2 separate regions of the Homo sapiens genome follow, and region 2 is linked to region 1. A link is a loop called in an ENCODE intact Hi-C map of the cell type or tissue named here. Cell type or tissue: MCF 10A. All regions are shown on one strand.

Evidence for each region. Peaks named below come from ENCODE experiments on the same cell type or tissue, not always from the same donor. Only the 100,000 strongest peaks of a DNase experiment are listed, where the experiment ranks them.
Region 2: a loop joins it to region 1, with 7 times the contacts of the local background. A loop is called at or near these places in 12 of 110 quality-filtered maps.

Annotation. Positions count from the first base shown.
Region 1 is chr7:39,464,151-39,466,650 of GRCh38, forward strand. POU6F2 (POU class 6 homeobox 2) reads left to right here. Exons shown (of 10, transcript NM_001370959.1): 10 at 32-2,500. The coding sequence ends at 536. The region is part of intron 2 of LOC105375238 (a long non-coding RNA gene); the gene reads right to left. Among named protein-coding and RNA genes, the nearest start is that of POU6F2-AS1, 59 kb to the left of the region's middle. RefSeq lists an enhancer at 852-1,353. In MCF 10A, a CTCF peak has its summit at 1,003 (motif pointing left); a DNase peak (open chromatin) is centred at 1,021.
Region 2 is chr7:38,397,625-38,400,124 of GRCh38, forward strand. The region is part of intron 17 of AMPH (amphiphysin); the gene reads right to left. Among named protein-coding and RNA genes, the nearest start is that of TRG-AS1, 57 kb to the left of the region's middle. In MCF 10A, a CTCF peak has its summit at 1,276 (motif pointing right); no DNase peak of the experiment used is centred here.

The DNA.
Region 1 (2,500 bases):
AAGACTGTTCTTTCTCAATTTTCCCCCCCAGACACACCATCCTGAGAAGCCACTTTTTCCTACCACAGGAAGCCCAAGAGAACACTATAGCTAGCAGTCTGACAGCCAAACTGAACCCTGGCCTTTTGTATCCTGCCAGGTTTGAAAAGCTGGACATCACCCCTAAAAGTGCCCAGAAGATCAAGCCGGTGCTTGAGCGGTGGATGGCTGAGGCTGAGGCCCGCCATCGAGCAGGTATGCAGAACCTGACCGAGTTTATCGGGAGTGAACCATCCAAAAAGCGCAAGCGGCGCACCTCCTTCACACCCCAGGCCCTTGAGATCCTCAATGCCCACTTTGAGAAGAACACACACCCTTCTGGGCAGGAAATGACCGAAATTGCTGAGAAGCTGAACTATGACCGAGAAGTAGTTAGAGTTTGGTTCTGCAATAAGAGGCAAGCCCTGAAGAACACAATTAAACGCTTAAAACAGCACGAGCCGGCCACGGCAGTCCCTTTGGAGCCCTTAACAGACTCTCTGGAAGAAAACTCCTAAAGAGATGCCCACCCATAATCAGAAGCAAAATTCACAGAAACTAAACTCCACCCTTGGGACTCCACAACAACAACAACAACAAAATTTAATTTAATTTAAAAATAGCCCCAGTCGTCATCACCCTTGTAAGTAAATGACTAAGAAAACTACCAAGTGGACAGAATGGTTTCTACATGTCCGTTGGTTTTCCAAAAAGGAAAGAAGAAAATTTTTAGAAAATTTTTAAACAAGGAATACACCACACTGAAGGTGTGTGTGGTAGGATAGTTCCCTTCCCCCACCTGTCTCCCCCAAAGCCAGTTTTTTAATGGACTTAAAGCAAACCAAATAACCACGTACTTTTTTCTGTATATTATGAAAATGTGAACACATTTTAAGGAAAAAGAAAAAAAAAAACTAAACCAAAAACCAACAACGAAGGAACAAAAACTTTGATCTGTTCAAAGCGAATACAAGCCTGCCACCTGGAGGAAGGACTGCACCCCTTCAGGTACTAAGTGCTGATTCACTATGAAACCTATTAACCAAAGTCAGAAACATGGCATTGCAACGCGATCGTTCGTCTACGCTTCTCCGCACGTAAAGTTGTGTTACGAATTTTTACATTTGTACTAACAGAACAATAGGAAGCCTGATTTCTCCCATCTTTCCCATCTACTGTCTCCACCCATGGGGTGGGTACCATTGTTGAAGCCATTCTGTGAGGCTCACTATTGGGTTTTTTTGTGGGGGTGGTAGGGAGGGTGGTCTTTTTTCTTTGTCTTTCTTTTTGACGGGAGGGCATCCTGGATCGTGTGCCAAAGCATTTGTTGCTTTTTTCTCACTATGACTTGTGGGTTTGAGAAAAGAAAATGGAGCTCGCATTTCTCTCTTTTCCTCCATTTCTCCATCTCCCTCGCGCGTGGCTCCTGGGGTCTGCTGGAAGGCCACAGAAGTGGGGAGAAGCAGTGTCTTTTCCACTCAGATCCTAGTGAAATGCAGGAGAGACTCCAAAATAACTAGGGCTTTGCTCGATGAACTGTCAACACTGGCATAAGCTGTAATTGTGCTCACTGTCCACACCAGAGCTTGGGATTTTTCTCAGTCTGTTGGCCACGTACATGGAGAGCTGACCAAAACTAATTTTGTAATATAAACATAAGCTGCACATTTGGTTCAATACTTACATCTATGTTATGCTTCTGTGCAAAGCAATTTCTCTCAGAAGTCTGATAGCCAAAGAAATGTCTCAAGATTTCAGTCAAATACACACATGACATGCACACACCCATAAACACACACACAAAGAAACAGGCTAAAAAGAAAGTGATAGCAACTGGATCATTAAAGGCCATCGTGTATCCTGTTAATCTCATCTTTTCTGCTACTTCTTTCATTCCAATAGCGATGGCAGACTTTTTTCAGGGGGAATAATTACTCTTCGGGATATATAAATGGAGCAGAAAGGTGGCGGGCAAATTTAAACAACTGGAATTGGGGGCCAGGTTCTTCAGGGGAAAGGAAGTTTGAAGAAGCTTTCACCAAAAGAAAAAAATATAGAAGGGGCTTATCTAACAATCAGAATAGCCTGCAATATGAGAACTAGAGGATTATTTCCTTTAAAAAAAATAACTTAAAAGATCTGTGGGCCACAATAACCTAATAAGCAAGGACATGTTGGGATGTGAGGACGGCTGTGCAGGTGAGCACTTGGCAGCTGCCACTGGTGTTTTCACCCAGGTACAGGCAGACGGTGTTCCATTAAAGGAGCAGGCAAAAGAGAGCTGTCAATTTGCTTGCTGTTGAAATGTACATATTTATGCATAATTTATAATCATGCTAATGTATTATCTAGAAGTAAGTTGTGAAAGAAAAAAGAGAAACCCAATCTCAAGTTGCCCAACTGATTAGAAATGCCATCTCCTTCCCCTAATACACTCCCTCTCCCTGGGGAGTTTGAGTTTCTTCTGTTGGCTCCTTTGCTG
Region 2 (2,500 bases), 1.1 Mb before region 1:
CCAAAAGCACAGGCACACAAAGCGAAAATGGACAAATGGGATTACGTCAAGTTAAAAAGCCTCTGCACTGCCAAGGGAACAATCAACAAAGACAACCTGCAGAATGGGAGAAAATATTTGTGAACTACCCATCTGACAAGGGATTAATAACCAGAATACATAAGGATCTCAAACAACTCTATGGGGAAAAAATCTAATAATTCCAATTAAAAAATGGGCAAAAGATCTGAATAGACAGTTCACAAAAGAAGACATAAATAGCAAACAAGTATGTGAAAAGGTGCTCAACCTCACTGATCATCAGAGAAATGCAAATCGAAACTACAATGAGATCTCATCTCACCCCAGTTAAAACGGCTTTTATCCAAAAGACAGGCAATAACAAATGCTGGCGAGGAAGTAGAGAAAAAAGAAACCTCATATACTGTTGGTGGAAATGTAAATTAATGCAACTATTATGGTGAACAGTTTGGAGGTTCCTCAAAAAAAAAAAAAAACACAAAAACTAAAAGTAGAGATACCATATGATCCAGCAATCCCACTGCTAGGTATATACTCAAAAAAAAAAAAACAAAAAAAAAAGGGAAATCAATATATCAAGGAGGTATCTGCACTCACATGTTTATTGCAGCACTATTCACAATAGCCAAGATTTGGAAGCAACCTAAGTATCCATCAACAGATGAATGGATAAAGAAAATGTGATACATATATACAATGGAGTACTATTCAGCCATAGAAAACAATGAGATCTTGTCATTTGCAACAACATGGATGGAACTGGAGGTCATTATGTTAAGGGAAAAAAGCCAGGCACAGAAAGACAAACTTTGAATGTTCTTACTTATTTCTAGGTGCTAAAAAGTAAAACAATTGAATTCATGGAGACAGAGAGTAGAAGGATGCTTACCAGAGGCTGGGAAGGGTAGTGAGGAAGTAGGGGGGATGGTTAATGGGCACAAACAATAATTAGAAAGAATAAATAAGACCTAGTATTTCATAACACAAACAGGGTGACTACAGTCAACAATAACTTATTGTACATTTTAAAATAACTAAAAGAATATTACTGGATTATAATGCAAAAAAAGGATAAATGCTTAAGGAGGTGATAGATATATTTACCCTGAGGTAATTACTACATGTCATATATCTGTATCAAAATATCTCACGTACCTCATAAATATATCCACCCCCTACGTACCCACAAAAGTTAAAAATAAACATAAAATAAAATAATAAAAAACAGGTATTAGCTGCTGTGACACCAACCACCAGCAGGTGGCGGCCAAAGGCTCTGCCTGACTGCTCTGACGTTCCTGACGTTGTAGGAGCAAATACCTCAGCCTCAGCACCTCAGCTGTGATTTTTGTCACATAAAAAAGAACTGCAGCATGCAGAAAACGAATTTTAAGAATGATAAATAAATATCAGGAAAATACCGAAATTAACAACTCTGGCAAAGGTAAGGTGCTAAGGAATTGGCACTTTAGACTTTAAAGAGAAGCCAAACAATTTTAATGATCTACTTGGAAAACAAACAACACTCCTACACCCTACTTTGAGTCCATTAGTAATGAATTCCCATTTTTCCAGCTGCTGTTTACTTACCACGTTGATTTTACAGGGCTTAAAAACTACATAAACAGAGAAGGATCATCCACTATCTGCGTATCCTCATAGCTTTCTGTTTCTGACACTAGTCTGATGATCAGGGGGCATCAGTCCTCCCTTTATGTCTGGAATCTGGTCCAGATGTTTTGCTCTTACCAAAATACTTCCAATGCCGTATTTACTGACCGCAAGAATAGAACAACATAAAAATACAATGGAAAACAGGAACCCATTTGTTCAGATTAGGTGTTAGCTGTAGATAAAATCAAGGAAAGAGTAAAAAGGTTTTCATCAATGAAAGTTATACCTCTTATTATTATTGTTGTTGTCATGCATTTCAATTTGTTAGCTATTTGTAGAGCTATAAAAGAAAAAACATTTTCTATGCTCTGCTTGCTACAGTACATGTTATACCTGCTAGGAAAAACCACAATGATAAATGACTACCATTTGCTTTTTAAAAAATGTTACTCACAAAGACCAGGGACTGAATCTGCTGAAAGTACTTCAAGCCTTTCATACCCAGTGCTATCAAATGTTTCTCTTCACTCTAAATGTTCAGAAAAACACAATTATCCTATCTTCTGCCCAACCTATACTATCTATTGGTCAAATATATTTATGGGGGAAACAGCTATTGCAAACAGAGACTAAAAATGTTCTCCTTGACCTTGGGCACATATTTACTATATCCATGAGGTCTATGAGGTGCAGAAACTAGGAGTATTGCTAAACCGCCTGTCCATCACACAGAAATCACAGCGACCAGCACAAAACCTTCTGGAGAGAGTAGGTGGTGGCTCTCTGCACCATACATACCTCATTGCTTTCTTTTTTCTTTCTTTTTCTTTTTTGAAATGAAGTCTCACTCTTGTTGCCCAGGCTG